4 separate regions of the Homo sapiens genome follow, and all the other regions are linked to region 1. A link is a loop called in an ENCODE intact Hi-C map of the cell type or tissue named here. Cell type or tissue: CD4-positive, alpha-beta T cell. All regions are shown on one strand.

Evidence for each region. Peaks named below come from ENCODE experiments on the same cell type or tissue, not always from the same donor. Only the 100,000 strongest peaks of a DNase experiment are listed, where the experiment ranks them.
Region 2: it touches region 1 in a loop (19-fold over the local background); 25 of 110 quality-filtered maps call a loop at or near these places.
Region 3: a loop joins it to region 1, with 2.8 times the contacts of the local background. A loop is called at or near these places in 49 of 110 quality-filtered maps.
Region 4: a loop joins it to region 1, with 5 times the contacts of the local background. A loop is called at or near these places in 23 of 110 quality-filtered maps.

Annotation. Positions count from the first base shown.
Region 1 is chr2:148,987,938-148,992,937 of GRCh38, forward strand. KIF5C (kinesin family member 5C) reads left to right here. Exons shown (of 26, transcript NM_004522.3): 16 at 3,073-3,261. Among named protein-coding and RNA genes, the nearest start is that of LYPD6B, 48 kb to the right of the region's middle. In CD4-positive, alpha-beta T cell, a CTCF peak has its summit at 2,162 (motif pointing left); a DNase peak (open chromatin) is centred at 2,144.
Region 2 is chr2:148,506,565-148,511,564 of GRCh38, forward strand. It overlaps MBD5 (methyl-CpG binding domain protein 5), which reads left to right. Exons shown (of 14, transcript NM_001378120.1): 13 at 3,496-3,571. Among named protein-coding and RNA genes, the nearest start is that of EPC2, 140 kb to the right of the region's middle. In CD4-positive, alpha-beta T cell, a CTCF peak has its summit at 3,085 (motif pointing left); a DNase peak (open chromatin) is centred at 3,037; H3K4me3 peaks cover 647 bases; H3K27ac peaks cover 361 bases.
Region 3 is chr2:148,566,364-148,571,363 of GRCh38, forward strand. No RefSeq gene overlaps it. Among named protein-coding and RNA genes, the nearest start is that of EPC2, 76 kb to the right of the region's middle. In CD4-positive, alpha-beta T cell, no CTCF peak of the experiment used is centred here; a DNase peak (open chromatin) is centred at 2,418.
Region 4 is chr2:148,924,519-148,929,518 of GRCh38, forward strand. It overlaps KIF5C (kinesin family member 5C), which reads left to right. Exons shown (of 26, transcript NM_004522.3): 3 at 4,763-4,836. It overlaps LOC101928553 (a long non-coding RNA gene), which reads right to left and starts at 2,731. Exons shown (of 2, transcript NR_187659.1): 1 at 2,271-2,731. RefSeq lists an enhancer at 1,481-2,105. In CD4-positive, alpha-beta T cell, a CTCF peak has its summit at 2,270 (motif pointing right); DNase peaks (open chromatin) are centred at 2,303 and 2,763; H3K4me3 peaks cover 1,302 bases; H3K27ac peaks cover 938 bases.

The DNA of each region.
Region 1 (5,000 bases):
CATGCTTGAGAGATGGGGGTAGGGAGGTGGAGAGGTAGGGATGACTCCCTGTATAGGCAGGTAGAAGCAGCAGGCCACATCTTCCATAGATTTCATGACGGTGTGGTCTTTTCTCCTGGGTTGGTCATTGATACTGGATCCCATGGTCTAGTATGTACTACTGGGGGCATTATCAGACTCTGGGACAGTTATAAATAAAATTTCAGCAGCAAACTGATTTTTTTTTTTTTTAAATAACAGTGTCCTGAAATTACTGGAAACTTTTGAACATGAAACCACTAAATATATGAACTTTGTAGTGGTAAGAAACCTCACAGTTAAAACCCCTTTGTTAGGGGTATTGTTTTTATCCATCAGGCACAAACTCAAAATCTCCTTTTAGATCTCCAAGGACAGGAACTGGCTTCAGAAGTTATAGCTCTGGTTTGGGAGAAGAAATGTCTAGCTCTTATTTTGGAGGAAGCCCATCTTTATACATATCTATATTTTTACTCTTCCTCAATTTACATGGGATCTAGGCATAAAAGACAAAGTGTCCTACTTTGACAGACCTGGAAAAGAAGAGGAATTCATTCTCTTCCCAGGGTGCCAGAGCTTCTGGCTCAGCAGCGTTTTCCTACCAGGAGCTGGTGTAGGCTGTGAATTCCATGTGGAAGAGATGGGTTTTACTTTGTCTTTCTGCAGAGGCTGGACAAGATGTAAGATACACCTGGTCAGGCTCAGGAAGGTGTTTCTCATCCTTCTCCTACACTGGACTAAAGACAGTGGCAGAACACACTCAACTTAAAGATTGCATGCTTTTCTCACCCAGTGTCTCCATGCCATTAGAATAGAAAAGGAATATAGTGAGGAGTGGTTTTGGTAGGCAGATCTTTGGCAGTCGGAAGTAAAATGGGTTTAACAAGGACCTCCATGAAGGTAGAGTCAGAAATAGATACTTGTCAATTTTCTTGCTGTTGACATACATTCTGCAGTATTGTTGACACTGGAGTCACTTGACATGTACTATTGTTGAACTTTTTTAATTTTTAATTTTTATTTCAGTAGGTTTTTGGAGGACAGGTGGTGTTTGGTTACATGGATAAGTTCTTTAGTGGTGATTTCTGAGATTTTGGTGCACCCATCACCTAAGCAGTGTACACTGTACCCAGTGTGTGCTCTTTTATCCCTCACCCCACTTCCCACCCTTTCTTCCAAGTCCCCAAAGTCCATTGTATCATTCGTATGCCTTTGTGTCCTCATAGCTAGCTCCCACTTATGAGTGAGAATATACGATGTTTGGTTTTCCATTCTTGAGTTATTAATACTTCACTTAGAATAATAGTCTCCAATTCCACCCAGGTTGCTCCGAATGCCACTATTCCATTCCTTTTTATGGCTGGGTAGTATTCCATGATTTTACACACACACACACACACACACACACACACACCACATTTTCTTTATCTACTCATTGACTGATGGGCATTTGGGCTGGTTCCATATTTTTGCAATTGCAAATTGTGCTGCCGTAAACATGCACGTCTTTTTCATGTAATGACATCTTTTCTTTGGGTAGATACCCAGTAGTGGGATTGCTGGATTGAGTGGCATATCTACTTTTAGTTCTTTAAAGAATCTCCACACTGTTTTCCATAGTGGTTGTACTAGTTTACGTTCCCACCAGCAGTGTAAAAGCATTCCCTGTTCATCACTTCCATGCCAACATCTATTTTTTTTTATTTTTTTTATTATGGCCATTCTTGCAGAAGCAAGGTGGTTTCACATTGTGGTTTTGATTTGCATTTCACTGATAATTAATGATGTTGAGCCTTTTCTATATGTGTGTTGGCTATTTATATTGTTGTTGAATTCTTATGGTAAGGTTGATGCCAAACTACAGGCACTCAGCAGTTTCTAGTGTACTTCATATTTGCTACCAAATTTCAGGGCTGATACCTGGTTCCATTTTTTTAGCCCTCAAATGTTTACTGAACAGATAGTGATATGATGAGTGAATGACATCAATAACGACATAGGTGGGCACTCAGAGTGTACTGTGGAACATCAAAAAACCACGGTTGGAGTCATTGTCTTTCAACCAGTGGAAGCCTGTGTTTCTGCGCTGGATTCTGGACAGGGCTCTTTGTTTTCTCTTAAGGTGCTAGGCTGCACTCTGGTGGCTAAACAAAATATGCACACAGTTACTTGCTCATTTGGTCAATTGCTCTTAAAGACCATGTTTGCATTTCAGCGGATGGGTTTCTATCCCAAGTAGCTTGCTTCAACTTTTGTTTCAAGTAGAGCTTTGAAACTTAGAAACTAAATATAGATCATGCGGGAATGCTGGCTGTCAGAATCTTCTTTTCTAAGGTGGATTTAGACTGTTGTTCTCAGATGATCTTAAATAATGAGCTAGATTACTGTCTGTTTGGAAGGAACAGGTGTGAAAAGGCAAAGGAAAATAGACTGGTAGTAGTAATGAAAAGTTATGCTGAGAAACCTTCATCAAGAAGCCCTTTGGTAATTCATAGTACATTCTTATTTATTCGATTTTCTGTTTAATTGAGGACTACATAGAAACACCTTTTTATTTCAATCCTTGTTTATAGAAACATATTCAAGGCATTACACTACTTGTCTACCTGAATAAGCACACTATAGAGAACATTAATGAAGTTTTGATTTGAGTTTTTATAGGAATTCAGCATCACCTTTCGGAGCATTGGGTGTCGCTGCTGTTACAGAGATGTAAGGTGTAAGACATTGAATGGAATACCTTTTTGAAGTTATCTCCTTTTAAAAATCTTCAGTGTTTCTTCTTATGCTGTCATTTCTCTTTCTAAAAATTGATGGTAATGAAAAACCTAGTTAATTGAGGATTATATTTAGTAGGGGGTTTCAACTGAAAGTTTCACCTGAGGTGTAGGAGAACTTGGGGTTGAATGTTTAGTACTTTCCGCTTGTCCTTTAATTAGGATTCTGAACCAGAAATCCATGGACACCTTGGGGATCCAGGGGCAGGTTTCCAGGGAGTCCGTGAACCTATGGAAATTGTGGGCAACATTTGAGTGTGTCCCCTTCTTTGCTCAGTTGGCAGATGTGAATGGAGTCATTGAGGAGGAGTTTACCATGGCCCGCCTGTACATCAGCAAGATGAAGTCAGAGGTCAAGTCCCTGGTGAACCGCAGCAAACAGCTCGAGAGCGCCCAGATGGACTCCAACAGGAAGATGAATGCCAGCGAGCGGGAGCTGGCAGCCTGCCAGCTGCTCATCTCCCAGGTGGGCCCTTCCCTTCCCCATCATTGCACTCTTGTTGTCTTGAGATCTGCTCCCTCCATGCCCTTGCTGGTGCTGATGGTGCACCTTAGGCTTAGTTGAGGGACTGCTTTGTGTAAGCTTGGCCTCCCCAGGTGATGGCAGCCCAGGTCTATTCCTAGGGCTACATTTTGTTGTGTGAAATAGATGAATTCTGTTGAGTCCGTTCCCTTTTTCGAGGATATATCTATCTACCCATCCATAGATGGATGGCTAGCTAGCTAATGAATGTAAAAGATTGGGTGGAATCTCTAAAACTCCTGTAAGTAAGGCAATATTCCCTCATCTTTTAATCTCTACCATAGGTCCACTTTAATATGGAAAAACAGAAACTACTACTAATAGTAGTAGTAGCAGGTGGCATTTTATTGAGTGTTTACTATGTACCATACACTGTGCTAAGTACTTCACATGCATTTTCTCACTTAATCTGAAAAAAATCCTGGTAGGCAGGTTTTATTATTATTCCTCAGATAGGCAGCTGAGATTTAGACTAAATGTCTGTCCAAACACCTACAGCCCGTGAATGACAGAGCTAGGACTCAAAAAAATGTGTGTGAACCCAAAACCCATGTCTTCAAGGGCTTTTCAAGCCCGAGGGTACATTTCACTTGCCTATTGAGTAAGGCTGCTCTTCTTCCTATTGGAGTGGCATTTTCAGTTTAATAAGGTAGCTTCAGAAAACAGCAACCCAGTTTCTGGGCTACCACTGATATCTGAGCTTGGTATTTGGGTCTGACGTTTCCAGGAGGGGTCTAGTTGTATACTACTTGCTGCTTTATGCCAGGCATTAAAATAGGCTGTCATTTGGAGTAAACAGGAAACAGATACCAACATGGATTGGTGTGTCAAATAATACTGAGGCGGACAAAAGCACACTTTATTCTGGTATGCTTTTAACCATAATAATGTGTAATCATAGAAACATCTCCAACCTCTCTGTCTAAAATGGATCCACAAGGTTCCATTTTATAACCAGCATAATAAGCAGAAATGTATTGAAAAGATTATTCAGTGCTAATATGTGATAGTAAAATTGATATATTCATACATTGTTGATAAAAGTATAATTTGGTCAGTCCTTTTGGGAAGCACCGTGGAAATCAGAAACCATAAAAATGTAAGTATAATTTAGTCCAGTAATTTCACTGACAGTATTTTTCATTGTTAATGAAAATGAAAAAAATTTATTTCATATGGTATTCTCATTTCCTGATTAAAAATATTAAAAGCTTTTATGCAAGGTATTGAAGACAGTGTTATTTTGCATTATAATAAAATAAATTGCCCAAATATCCATTGATAGACTAATAAGATAAAGTTACATGGAATAATATTATGCAGCTCTTATAAAAAATGTAAAAACCTAGCCATTGGGAAAGTCTAATGGTATAAAGTTAAGTGAAAATGAAAATGCTGAGTTGGATTTATATTGTGCTTTGCATTCCTGCAGCTAAGACCAGGAATATCAGGGGGAAATAGTCCATAGATTGGTTTATGGTTTACACCACTTTTTCTGGATTTGCTTTAGAACTTTATTTTTTTATGATTATATAGTTGTTATTTATAAAAAATTAAAATAAAAATGATATGCATTAGGCAACAGTGTACCTCATCTGTGATTTCTAGGTCATCTATGATACCAAAAGCATGTGTTTTGGCCAGCCTGCCTCTAACATTTCGGGGCCAAGGCAAGGGTACTC
Region 2 (5,000 bases), 480 kb before region 1:
ACTGACAGTGTAGAACAACTTGCAATTTCTCATTTCCCTTCTATTTCTTGTACTACTCATAGAGGTGTACCTGGCTTTTTAAAAAATTAGTGAAGATAAAGATAATGTGTGACAGTGTAGGCAATGAAGTTGAGAAGTGGCAATTATCTCCATTAATAATTAGAAATGTGATTATATGAACATCTATTACTTAATCAAGTAGGTTTTAGAGTGTCCATTAGTAAAAATGTTTATTATTAAATGTCAGCAGGGAATAGAAAATAGTAGAAGAAACTCCACAGGGAGGCCCTCTGGACTGAAAGACTGAATTTTGACTAATTGTTCATTTCTTGAATTCATAGAGCTTTTTCTTCCTCTTTTAAGTTCATTCTTCCCTGACCTGACCAGTAGCTGGTCTGCAGATATGACATCTGGGAGAGTCTCTCTTTACCTCTCAAATCTCATGATATATACAAATAATTTCATGCCCCACATCTATGTATTTATTTTCTCTTCCAAAAGTAGTCATTTCTCCCTCTATTAACTACTAAGTTGTGTTAAAGGTGAAACATTATACTAATTTAGCTTGAATTAATGCAAGGTGTTTACAAATATTTTAAATATCTTGAAGAATGAGATGACAAAACTCATGAAATTGTTTTTTCCAACAAGTAATGCTGAATCGTTTTTGTGCTTGAATGGTAATTGTTATTGCAATTTTTCATGGTTAGGTAAAAATCTTTTACCCATGACTATCACTTTTGAAAACTATAGTCAAATATCCATTTTCTTCATTACAAAATTAGAATTAATTTCACCAATTCTTAAAAAGTCATGAAGTATCACATACAAACAGTTGTCATAATACCTATTCCATCAAATTATTGTAAGGATTAAATGAGATAATGTATATAGAGTTTTAATACAATACTTGGGCCGGGCGCGGTGGCTCACGCCTGTAATCCCAGCACTTTGGGAGGCCGAGGCGGGCAGATCACGAGGTCAGGAGATCGAGACCATCCTGGCTAACACGGTGAAACCCCGTCTCTACTAAAAATACAAAAAATTAGCCGGGCGCGGTGGCGGGTGCCTGTAGTCCCAGCTACTCGAGGGGGCTGAGACAGGAGAATGGCGTGAACCCGGGAGGCGGAGCTTGCAGTGAGCCGAGACTGCGCCACTGCACTCCAGCCTGGGCGACAGAGCAAGACTCCGTCTCAAAAAAAAAAAAAAAAAATTCTTGGCACATAGACATTTTTTAATAAATAACAGGTATTTCTTTTACTAAGATTAAATGTGAGAGAACCAAGGTTCTCTGGAGGTTTTTCATTAAAACATTGTAACTTCATTTTAAATATTTGGAACTTTATATAGTCAATTTTAAACTCCTAAGATATTTTAATCAAAATTTATAATAAATAAATGTCTTATAAAACTTGTTAATACGTCAAACTTATGTTCATACAAAAGAAATAGTGAGGATAAATTTATTTAACACATTACACACAGTGCGATATTGTCAGGCAACGTGGCAATGATAATACTGTCAGAACCCTTGCCAAGCAGCCTGCAAAAGGGGCCCCAGCCCAGCCTCAGCAAACCCTAGGTGGCCTTGCAGAGTGCTCCCAGGAGCTTGCTTGGCAGACACCTCATTAGGAAAACAACTGAGACTGACTCCATGAGATGACCAGGGCCCCTTGAAACTGGAATGGGTAGGTAAAAGGAAGACAGTACATACATAATAAAAAAACTTCTTATATACCAGTTAGAAGGAATGAATAGATTATACAAACTAGATGGTATTTAAAACAGTTATAAGGAGAAAAAAGAGAAGTATGTATATCATGACACCTTTTGTGTGTGTGTTTAAAAAAAAACACACATAAAACAATACTAGATTAAAGTATAAAAGCAGACTAAAAGTTGAGGGGGGAAGGTGAGGGAAAATGGGACCAGGATAGGTAACAGGGAACTCCAGCTTTATTTTTTTAATATAAAAGACTTAAAGGAATTTATTAACATTTCCTTCCAGCGGGGGAATATATTAGGTTTATTTTATCCTATGTACTCCTCTGCATTTTAAAATTTCTAAAAATAAATGACAAAAATATAAAAGCTAAAGACTAGCTTACAGGGCAGCAAAAGGTAGGGGTTGATGCCATATTCCCCTTATAATTTGGTTAAAACCAATACACTAATTTTTCCCTTCAGTTAAACTGACCTAAGTACGTATATATTTTTTGAAACATAGGACCATCTGGGCCACCTTTGACAAATATTTTTATTTAGCAAATACATAGAGCATCTATGGTATGTCTAGCACTATAGAACTCAGGGGTGGAAAACTCGGAGTTCTCAAAGTGTAGACAGAAACTCAATGTATGCATTGTCCAGTCCTGGTGTGTGAGGAAAAAACCTAGGGAAAGCTATGGTAAACTGAACTAAAGTTCAAAAATGTTTCAAAACACTATGCTAACCAAACTAAATACAACAGTAAGCCAAACTCTCCCACGACTGCAAATTTCCAGTCTCCATGGTAGATGCTAAGATAGGACTTAACTCATGGAAACCCATGCTAACCACCTGTTATGAAAACGTTACCTCCAGCAGCTTTTCTAGTAATTGTCATGACAGGGTAAATGAAAAGAATCACCTTAGCACTTGGAAAAAATGAGTAATTATTTATTGCATAAAGGAGGAAAAACAAGTTAACAGTCAGGATGGGCAAAGTGTACATAACCACAGAGGTGGGTAGCATGGATTTACCTGATTTTAGTTCAACAGCTTCATAGATCTAAGCTTCAAAAATGGCAGATGCACCGTGTGTGTTATTCGGGCCAAACATGTGTAATGGAATGCTAAGTGGAGAGAAAAGGTCAGAGAAGTGATAGGCACCCTGAGGCCGTCATTCTTTATCTGTTCAAATAGTTACCTCATTTTGGCTTTTGGCCCTGGGGGGCAGGCTCCGGAGCCTCAGGTGCGTCAGAGTTAAGCTGTTTCCCACCCCGGAACACGCACCGGCATTTCAGCCTTCACTTGCTCAACTCCAGAGCCAGGACGCTCCAGAGAGGACAGAGGGAGCTCCCTAGTGGCCAGAGCCTGCAGTTCAGCCCCTCCGCCCTTCCTCTGATCACACAGTCAGGCTGACTGAGAAAGAAACAAGAAGCAACACAGGGCCGGCTGGAGCCAGGGAGCATGAGGGGCGTCTCTGGGAGAGGGAACCCGTGGCCCAACTTTCTTCCCAAATCACCAGATTGTGGAAGAAGCATGTGGAAGAGGAAAAAGTCCATCTCCCCGCCCCACAATCTGTTCAACTTTTTTTAGTAGTTCTGTGACTTTAATCATTAGTATTCAGTGATAAGAATCCCAGAGTGATGTTTTGTCATCTGAATTTTCCAAACGCGAGTATAAATTGGCTTTCTCTCGTGGAATTGGTACTTTTGTTTTCTGATTAGGAAATTAAATTGAGTTTTGTTTCTTTAATTTTTTAATCTGGTGTGTTGTTTTCATTAATTCCAGAAGTGGAAAGCTAAATAACCATTTAGAAGCTGCTATTCATGAGGCCATGAGTGAACTGGACAAAATGTCTGGGACTGTAAGTTAATTTATTTTTCCATTATACTACGTTTCTTTGAAAATAAATTGTGTTACACTTTTTGGTAAAGTCTCTTGAGTATTGTCAAACAACTCACATAGCAATACTAAATTACTAGCCTAGAAAAAAAAGACAAATATTAGAAAAGATTCAAAGTCATTTAAGAAAAAGAAACCTACCACATTAACTATGTCTTTCTTCCTGAGATAAGTAATTTTGTTTTGCCACATAACGTTCGTTTAAAATATGAGCAGCAAAATATTGAAGTTCAAACCACAGCTTTCTGCACTTGACTCTGTGAATGGCCATGGCCATTACTGTTGCTTATATATGTAGTAATGCAAACTTTGTTCTGTCCATTGAACCAAAAAGACAGTGGGGTCAAGATCAAGAGTATATAGACCTCTCATATCCCATTTTTATTGAACTGTGCATATAATAGCATTGAGTGTGAGAAGTTTAATCGTTATGCTCCAGTTCACATATTGACTGATGTAAATACTTAAAATATAATTTTGGTAATCTGTTAAAAATGTGAATTGTCTAAGGCTATTTAGCATGAAAAATAATTTCTTTTATTTGACCTTATGTTACAAGGTTATCTGAATCCCAACAAACCATCCAATGACAATTGAATGATGGGATTAGTATAGGTTTTAGAGATTTTGTAATCCAACCAAACCATCATTTCGCAGATGGGTGAATTGAAGCCCTGAGACATTAAATTTCCTGATAAAATTATAGGAAAGATCTAGATTGGGGATTATAAACTCAAATGTTTTCTAGGGCCAGGCAAATTATATCAGTAAGTAAAGTGGGCCAGGTATGACAGCAGTTGGAATGGATGAGAAATGCCAGTGAAGATCCATGGGTTAGGGTAGGCTACCAATCTAGAGGCTCAGCACAGTATAAGCCATTACCCACTTGAGTCTGGTGCTGGTTGAGGAAGGGTTGCTCCACACCAGGGCACAGATTCTTTCTGTATCTAGTGACCACCTCTCTTAGGACCTCAGAGTGCTCCATTATATCCTTTGCATTTTGCCTTGAAGGTAAAAGAAAAGAGCGTGCTAAGAATACTGCCAGCATAGGTTTTATGAGCCAGACCTGGAAGCTCATTCTGTTGACTTTCCACTGACCTGACCTAATCATATGGCCTTCTTAACTCAAGTAGAATAGGAAATAGAACATAGAATGTGCCTGCCCAGGAAAAAGAGAAAATGAGTTTGGCCATCATCTCTCTAGGCTCTGCCTCGGGACATTTGGTCCTGGTGGAAATCAGGTAGTTGAGAGTAATAAGGATCAGGGCAACCTGGGAGTCATGTGCTCTCTCCAGAAGGCATTCCTTCCATGCTCCAGCAGATCTTAGACATCTGGGAAATTGTGTTCATGTTGCAAGATCTTTCCATTTTTCATATAAAACTAGAAGTCT
Region 3 (5,000 bases), 420 kb before region 1:
TCCTGAATCACCATGATCCACTCCAATTACCCAAACCAGAAACCAGGGAGTAGTCCCTCCTCCTATCAATAAGTTCTTCAGGCTCCACTGATTTTGCTTCCATACTTGGATTCCTGGATTCCTTCTGCTTTAGCTCAGGTTTCATCTGTCCTGCTTGAGCCACTGCAGTAGGTCCCTAACATTTTTCCCACTGTCTAAGCATAGTCCCTTCAAAACCATTCTACACTGTGTTTCTAAGTGGTATTCCCCTGCTCAACACCCTCTGGTGATTTCTTACAGCTCAGAAAAATCAAGTTAAAGTGCCCAGACAAGACACCTGGTGTGCTGATGGAACCCTCCCTCTCCAGCCTTATCTCCCTCTCCTTGCACTTTAGGCTCAGGTCATACTCTGGTGCCTGTGTGTTCTGGACTCATCACGCTGTGCCTTGTATTTGGACTGCTAGACACATTCTCCCCCCTGAATGTTATATCTGTTCCCTCCCTGCTTGTCTGCTTGGAACCTCTTCTCCATCACTCAGCGGCACTCACATCAAGGCATGCCAGATTATCGGTGGCAGGAATATAGTCGAATGACATGTGTTCCCACCCTTTACCCTAACGTTCCTGAGAATATATGAAGTACTGGGTAAATTATCTTCATATTTACATTAAGAAATATAATCAGGCTGGGCGTGGTGGCTCACGCCTGTAATCCCAACACTTTGGAAGGCCGAGGCAGGTGGATCATCTGAGGTCGGGAGTTTGAGACCAGCCTGGCCAACATGGGGAAACCCCGTCTCTACTAAAAATACAAAAAATTAGCCGGATGTGGTGGTGGGCACCTATAATCCCAGCTATTTGGGAGGCTGAGGCACAAAAATCACTAGAATCCAGAAGGCAGAGATTGCAATGAGCTGAGATCGCACCACTGTACTCCATCTTGGGCAACAGAGCAAGACTCTGTCAAAAAAAAAAAAAAAAAAAAATTCTATATAACATAACAACACAGATAGCACCTATAACACCCGATATTATGTACATGACTGACTTCCTTCAGTGCCATCCATGTCTCCCCCCTGCTGTTAACACTGCATTCACTTCCTGGGCTGACATGTGAAACTTTGGAGTGTTTATCCTCTAAAGTTATGGCCTTTCTCAGAAATCAAGATACTGCCATTTTGGTTCCCGTGAGCCCCTGGGCAATGCGTCTTTTTGGACTGTGTAACTCAGTTCTTCTGCAAGGAGACTCCGACTTGGCATATGGAGGCATGGAGGTGCCTGGGAGACTCCCATCTGCCCAGGGATTTGCCACCCATTTCTCCCCTTCTCTTCACAATTCCAGCCCCATCTTTTCTCTTCTCCCCATTCCCCATCTCTTGGGTTTTGCTTTTTCTTCCACTTTTATCCCTGTTGGGCAAAATGAAAAGATTCCCATCACAGGAAGGGTAAAAGCAGATGTTCTGAAGTTGTCTACTAGCTAAGTCAGCACTTAATATATACCAGAAACTGTGCTAACAGCTTCACACGTGTTAACTCATTCAATCCTCACAAGAAGCTTGCCAGACAGGAACTTGTGTTTCCTCCACTTTTATAGATGAGGAAACCATGACCCAGAGAGGTTAAGTCACTTGCTCAGGGCCCCACAGCTAGAAAGGAGCATAGGCCAAATTTGACCTTGATGTCTGACTGTGGCACCTGCACTGCCATATTCCCACTGAGTCCTGCAACAGTTTTGTAAGCTGTGTCTCAACATCCCACAAAGGTGTCTGCTCCATGGGGCTTCTTGACCACCTCTCCTTCAAAAAAAATAATTTAAGAATAGAGAAAATAAACCAATAGCATTTATTCCTATATGCTGTTTCTGTCCATGCTTTTATTATTGCATGTGCCACAACTCCATGGTAGGACTTTAGAACTATGCCTTTTGGGCCATCTTTCTACCCTAAGAGCTTAGTACACAGAAATTTGTCTGGGTGAAGATATTTTTCTAGAAGCAGCCTAGTCGCAGAGCCATAGTCACCAGCTCATGCTACCACCACAGTGGTCTTGTTTCATCTCTTCTGTAGGTCAGCTGGCCGAAGCCACAGGGCTGAAGCAGATGGCTGAGCCTGCAGATGGTGCAAGGCTTCTGATGGAAGGACCTAGCAATTGAGGTAAAAGTGCAGCAAAACGTTCAAGAAAAATATCTGAGCCCGCGGCAGACCACAGTCATCATTGCCCTCCTGTTAAACCAGAAGGCTTCCAAGCCTGAGAGCAGGCATGTTTGCCTGACCACAGTCTGTCCTCATTGATTAAACAGTTTATAAATGAAAATGAAATAAGAGCTCTCTGCACTGTAGTAGAAAATGTTTCCTGTGAGGCCAGTGCTGCCCAGACCTGGGAGTGTGTGGGAGACAGCAGCATGGGTGTGTGCGAGCGCATCACCTTGGCCGCATGCCGCCCTGCACCACTCCACAGCGTGCCGTGGGGTTACTCAGCGTCACCACATCCTGGCTCGGCTGGTGCCCATAGGTGCAATGTGGCGCTTCCATGGAGCTAGCTTGATCAAAGGAGGCTCCTGGGCCTTCTAAAAACCCCCACACCAGCTCTTGGAAAAGGAGTCATAGAATAATGTCAGGGAGAAAAATGAGTAGGGGCTGGTGACCCCCCCAGAGGGAGTGGAGGGGAGGGTGGAACAGGGTAGGGCTGTGCTCTGCGTGTGCCTGTTCCTGTAACTGAGTTCCAGTCTTGAGGCGTGAAGGCATCTGCTGGAGGAAAGTGGGCTGGATGGCTCTGCCCAGGTAAATGGTCAGGAAAGAGAAAAGGAGAGCCTGGTCATTAGGACATCAACCATGTGGCTAACAGGCCACTGCGTTGATGCGTCTTGTGGCAAACTGTCCCTTTAGTGACCTGAAGATCCTCAGGTGACACAGCAACTTCCATCCTCCAGGTCAGTCCTGGCCCTGTGTGCCCCATAGCCAGGGAACAGCTGAAGTAGCCACTCCTGCAATGCCCACTTGGCTGTCACGATGCCCCACGTTCTGCCCAGGTGAGGCCAGGCTGAGGGTGGAGGGACGGGAGAGGAGAGATCATAACCCGAATCAATGCCGAATCAATGGCAGCCTCCTGTCATCGCATCCTTTTCATAGGGAGTGGGCACCAGAGAAGGCACTGGGTGCAGGGAGGAGGCAGAGGATGCAGCATGCAACCCCACATCTCTGAACCCACTGTGAGATGCGGCCTTTCTCCCCACCTCCCTTTGTAGGATGGTACGATGGTGGGGAAGAAGCAGCTGCAATCCTTCATCTACCTTTTCTTGTTCATTCTTCTTACGCTTTGGGTCCTTCTCCAATTCTGACATTCAAACATGGAGACTTAATACATTTGAGACTGGAGAATCTGGCTAGAATGTACACAGCCACATTCTGGCTTTGTGCTGGGACCGGGACCACAAGGGGACACCATCTGATTCATTCATTGCCTCTTTGGCTTTGTTTCTGGTCTGCTCTCAATGTCTTTTTGGTGACTGACTCATGGATTTTGGTTAGCACACATTTAAAAAGGTGAACATTGATGTATTAGTCCATTCTGACACTGCTATAAAGAACTGCCTAGTGGGGATCTGTGGCTCACACCTGTAATCCCAGCACTTTGGGAGGCCAAGGCAGGCAGATCACGAGATCAAGAGATCAAGACCATCCCGGCCAACATGGTGAAACCCTGTCTCTACTAAAAATACAAAAATTACCTGGGTGTGATGGCGCACAACTATAGTCCCAGCTACTCAGAAGGCTTAGGCAAGAGAACCGCTTGAACTCAGGAGGCGGAAGTTGCAGTGAGCCGAGATCGCACCACTGTACTCCAGCCTGGTGACAGAACGAGACTCCATCTCAAAAAAAAAAAACCAAAAAACTGCCCAAGACTGGGTAATTTATTATATAAAGAAAAGGTTTAATTGCCTCACAGTTCAGCATGGCTGGGGAGGCCTCAGGAAACTTACAATCATGGCAGAAGATGAAGGGAAAGCGAGGACCTTCTTCCTTCTTCACAAGGCAGCAGGAAGAAGTGCTGAGTGAAGGTGGGGAAAAGCCCTTCATAAAACCATCAGATCTTGTGAGAACTCACTATCACAAGAACAGCATGGGGGAAACTGCCCCCATGAGTCAGTTACCTCCACCTAGTCTCTCTTTTGACACGTGGGGATTACAGGGATTTGGGGGATTACAATTCAAAATGAGATTTTGGGTGGGAACACAAAACCTAACTATATCAACAGAAATGCAAAGAAATGGTTTTGGGGTTGGTAATGCTTCCTTTCAGATACAACTACCTTTTCCGGTAGGCTACAAAAAATATATTTAAAAAGCCGTGTCCTGCCTAGAAAATATCCCTTACTTCTCTTTGAGGAGACATTGACAAGCAGGCTGGATGGAACACTTTTATTTTCATGCCTGGCTGTCCTTAGCTCCATCACTGGTTAACAGGAGGTGTCTCAATGCCATTACAGGCAGACTGAAAACTGCCGCAAAAGAGCAATGAGAAGCAGGGTTCTCTGGAGTCCAGCTCTGAGAGAAGCCTTGAGGGAAAAGGAAAATGGCTGAGTCTGTAGAACTCCTGGCTTCTCTTCTGCTGCTGCAGTTGTCCAAAAGAGCCACCCATCAGCCACACATGCAAGGGGTGGGGGGATTCCTGGAATTTCTCTGCCACCTTACTGCACTCTTCACCCTCAGTGTCACTTTTGCCTCTTGGGGATGCAGTGGTTGGTATCCACAAAGAAGCAAGTGGAGTCAGCTTCTCAAATGTCTAATCAGCGCTATTGTAGTTTGGGTTTCCTGGGAAACAGACTCTGAGATGGAGGCTTGAGTGCAGGGGGGTTGTTGGGGAGTACGCTCAGGAACAACACTGTAAGGGAGTGACGGAAGCAGGGTGGATGAAAGGAGAACTCGAACCGCAATGCAGTCACAGCGAGGCCTCAGTTCTGAAGCTGGGGTGGCCCTCAGATGTGTCTCAAATTGAAGCAAAGGGTACAGGCCTTTGGGCCT
Region 4 (5,000 bases), 63 kb before region 1:
GAGTCCTGGCATCTCTCATGCTCCCATCTTTGTCTGGTGTTTGTTTTTCAAAATTTTGCTTGAAAAAGCATGTAGAATTCTCCTCCATTTCTTCTCAAAGAGGTTGTAGGGTTTCTGACTACCAGCACAGTAAATGGGAAGGCTCCTTTGGACGCCTAGGAATTAAACACCATGGTAACTGGATGCTATTATTGAAGTACTGTAACTATGTCCCAGCCTACAGAAGCCACACCAATCATTTGCCTTCCAAATTAACTAGATACAGATGATCCAGATGCTAGAGAAGGGGAAATTTCTTGTTTTCCAGTTCTGATTCCTTTAAAATTCATTCATTCAGTTGTTTCTTTTAATCATTCATTTCTGTAAGTAGTAATAAGTACTTACCGTGGGGTAAGCAGTGCTGGGACTGGAGTCGCCATGCTATGTAAGACTGTCTGCAAGGAGCTTTGAGTACAGGGAAAGAGACAGATGTGTACATAATCATCACACACATAGGCATTATGTACTTTAGAAAGGGTGTATGCAAAATGCCACGGGAACACAGAAGAATGTCACTTGTATTGATTTTGATTGGGAGAGGGAGTGGAGAATTAAAGAAGGTTTCTCTGAAAGGTTGGGTCCTGAGGACTATAGAATATAGGAGGGTTGTACAAGCAGAGGGGATTTCAAAAGTAAAAGCATAAACACACAAATTCTGCTTGGACAACTTGGAGCGGCACAGGGTGCAGAGTGGCATTATGGGAGATGAGGCTGGGACATTTAGGCTGGAGCAATTTGATGGCAATGGATGGACTTTATCCTGCAGACAATGTGGACCCAATGAAGAGTGTTAAGCTTAGGATGACATTATCAGATCTGTTTTGTTATTATCTTATATATGACTCTGAAGAAAAAAAATATTTTTAGCTGTGACTTATCAGGCACTGTCTATATACTTGACATATGTTGTTGCATTTTAAATCATAACAACTTTCTGAAGGGTGAGCATTATTTTCCTCATTGTACAGAAGAGGAATTTGAGGCTCAGAGAAGTGAAGTAACTTGGCCAGGTTGGTTCGGGGGCCATGGACTGGGACTCAAGCCTGGGCTTGTCAGACTGACTGACTGATATTCTTCTGTACTCCCCTGCCCCCCTTTCCTGGTGGGCACACAGCTAGCATTTGATGACAATTATTTTATGAGTGGTCCCTGTTCTGTCAGGCCATATGGACTATTATCTAAGCATTGCAAAAGACAGGGCTAGGAATGGTGTGGGAGGAGGGTAGAGAAGAGGGGACAGGGATGGTGGCTCCTACACCTTGTGATGGCCCTGGTGGCCTGCCAGTGATGAGGTGCGTTTCCATTCTGAAGATGCAGCATGCCCTTGCCTGGGCACAGGGACTGCCCTTTAGGCTGGCCAGCCGGCATGCGGGCTGGCCTCAGGTAGTCAGCAGGACCGCCTCATCATCCTCTGATTATGGCCTACCTGAGTGGTTTGGTGACTGGTGAGGATGGCCTGTCAGCCACCATCACCAGAAACCCTACAGGCCCCCATTTCCCCTGGAGAGTCGGTAGGAAGCCCCATGCCTCCGTAGGACTACTGATGGGTAGGTATGATCACATCCTCCCCCAATTCTAATCTGAAGATGGCACTAACTCTTTTGCTTTAGCAAGACCTGGATTCAGAACTGAGCAAATGGGAGGCAAGGAGCATTTTAAGTATCTACTGCTATCCTTCCTCCTCCCCTGGGAGATGAGAAGGCTCTGGGCACCTGCAGTGGAAGCTCCTTCTGGGGTTCATGCGGCTGCGGGATGGAAGAGTGCTGTGGCCCCGGGGTGCGGCGGGCTATGCTGTACCAGTGGAGGTCACATCACACCAGGCACTAACACAAAGAAACTTTCTGTCTGCGGAGCGTGGCTGGCATGTGGAAACATTGTTTCTGCAGAGACTCTAAAACAAATGCATTCCGTGGGCCCAGGAGCGGGCACTGGACGTGATGAAAGTGCCTTTTGTGGGCGCTTCTGTGGGAGTCGGATGGAGGTTGGCGTGGCCCCCGCAGTGCGGAGCGCGGCCTGGCCTTTCCTGCTACGGCTCCCCCTCTGCCTGTGGTCGCGGTGGCCATAGAAACGCGCTGGGCTCCTGCTCCACTTCCTCTCTCTGCCTTCCCTCACCAGCAAATCAAAACATAGACTGAGCAAACAAACAACAAACAGAAAAGAAGCCCCCAAAACCTGGAGTTTCGAAGAAAATAGAGAACACTGGCTTCAAAGGGCCTTTTCGTTTAAATTACCTTCTAGTGCAGCAGGGAGCCGATAGAGGGCGACGTCGGCTCCCTTCGACCTTGATCGCTGGAGAGAGGTTCTGCAGCAGTGAATGAACTGTAACGTGATTGTAAATACTTTCAGTACTTTCAGGGCCGTGATTGTAAATACTTTCAGGGCCGAGTGGAGTTTGTTCTGGTGGGGTTTTATGTGTTCTCCTTTTCTTACAAAAAAAGAAGGAGAAAAAAAATAGTGTTCAGTGACGAAATGGCAGCAAGAAACAGATTCTCCAAGTACAGTCTTGCACGCTCCTCAGCTCCTTAGTCCAAAACAAGTGAAGCCACGGACGAGCTCTGGTTTTCAGGTGCTTGACCCAGTCCTTACTGGCAGGAGTTTCATGAGCAGCGATGGAGTAAGAGTTAGTGGGATTGTGCCTTCTGTTTAGTGATGGACCCAGAGGCGTGGATGAGACCCGGGAGGCCTCGGGTGTGGCCTAATTCAGGAGGAAGTTGAGCTCTGAGCTGTTTCCTTGGGTGTGGCCGGTTGCTCAGTACCACCTCCCTGGGGCCTCCTGCGTGGGAACATCGGCCCTTGCAGGGTGGCTAGCAGAGGTCAGGATGGCTGGACCCCTGGCCCTGGCAACTTCGGTGCTGTTCTAACACCTAGGCCGGTGGGTTCCAGAGTGTTTCATACACAGAGGCTTAAGACAAGGAAAGCCCTTTCAGGGTGTGTGTGTGTGTGTGTGTGTGTGTATAGGGGGGATGGTTAATTTCTAATAAATGGTAATTTCGAATAAATGGAAACTGTGATATTGTGATGTAGCCAGCATTCCAATAGGCTGGAGTTTTTTGTGTTATGAATATGGCATTTTTAAAGTTTGACCTAAGGGTGGGACCTTTTTCCTTTGGGTCCCTCAAAGCATATCATATTCATGTTAGTGTAGAGGTGCTCTGTCTGCTCTGGCCTAAGGAATCTTTTCTTGGAGTAAGTTGGCATTTTTGTGAAAACTGAAGCTTGAACCTCCAAACCTTACACTGACTACTTCAAGTTTTTGCTTCCCACTGTTAGCAGGGGAGCCATTAGCCGAAATCTGATATGTATGAACATTCTCTCTCCCTCCTCTTGCTCCCCCTCCTCTCTCTCCCTGTCCCTCCTCTCCCACCAACCCCCAATATAGCTTGATACAAACTCTTGAGGGCTGCTAGAATTAAAAAAAAATCCTGCCACTTAATTTTTCTTTTCTTACCTTCCTAAAATAACATATTGCTTTTTTGTTCTTATCCCAGTTCACACTTCAACAACCTCAGATCAGTCAAATGTTTATTAAAATTTTTTTAAAAAACATAACAAATCAGAATTGATATAGAAAAAAAATTCAAAAAAGCAAACCTATCAAAGCAAAACAAAAACAAACCAGCATCATAAAATTCAGAGAACCCCCTCTACCATGCTCCCAAAAGAAAAACTCTATTTAGAGCCTGAAGTAGATGGAGCTGATTGCCTGGCTTGGTTTTTTACATGACCCTGAATAGGACACCTCAGTGTGGGGTCCTTCTCCCTGCCTCTACAGCTTGTGCAAATGAAGACTTCCTCCCCTTATTCGGAATGGAGGATCAAGGATATTAATGATGCATTGTTCCTCTTCCAGTGATATTTGTGAGGATGAAGGAGGAAAGCAGGAGAGAAATGAGTGCTAAATATATTTTAATCACCTCTGCTGCTTTGAAAGAATTCCCACAGATAATCTTCAGCTCTTCAGCAAAAAGCAGCCTCCACCCTCGAGCCTCCCCTTGTCCCTGTGTGATGTGGCACCGACCTGCAGTGTGGAGGGGTTTGCACAGTGCTCTCATTGTGTAATTAAAAGAAATTTCCTGATGCTGATGGGCCTGGGCTGGCTTGTTAGCACTATCAGTGCAAACACAGAGACATTAAATTTAAGTGAGGGCCCGGCTAGTTTCTGGGCTGATTGGATTGTCATCCTGAGGCTCTGTTTATAGAGTGGGGCCCTTTTCCTCCCCCACCTCTGGACTCAAGGAGCTCTTGTGGGGCTTTCAGGAGAAACCTCCCCAAGGAGCTAGCCTGGGCCAGCGTTTAAACTGACCCAGATTAAATCTTCAGGAAAGAAATTCTGTTCTTCATCTCACTCCAGAAACAGGGCATAAGAATAATGTTTTCTTTTTCCCCCAACTGATCTCAAGAGATCAACTTATAGAAGAAAACTCAAATATCCTTCTACTAAAAAAAAGTTTTCTGCTCGATGTCTCTATCTTCCTTTTGATGTCATTGGGAGAAAGTGTGTCTGCCTCCTTCTTCATTAATGTATTCTGTGAAATGTGAGTCCATTTCTTTCCATTTGTAGAACAACAGAATTTTCTACTTAAAATTCACATGGAGTTGAAATATATCATTTGTATGAAAAATGAGATGGGCCATTTGGAAAATGTAATTTTAAAATATGCAACCTACACCAGCATATGATCAAAGTAATGAGTTAATTTTAATTTCTTTTTCTTGTTCACAGATGTCCTTGAAGGTTATAACGGGACGATTTTTGCGTATGGGCAGACTTCATCAGGAAAAACCCACACCATGGAGGTAAGATTACAATGTGCTCTAATGCGAATCTCTGAGATGACTGAATGGAACTGACGTTTCCAGCAAAACTTGAGGTGCATGTGGCTTTCTTTACTGGGAAATAGAGACGGTTATGTTTGGCCAATTAATTATGTCTTTGAGAAGTTTTAAAATAGCAGCAAAAA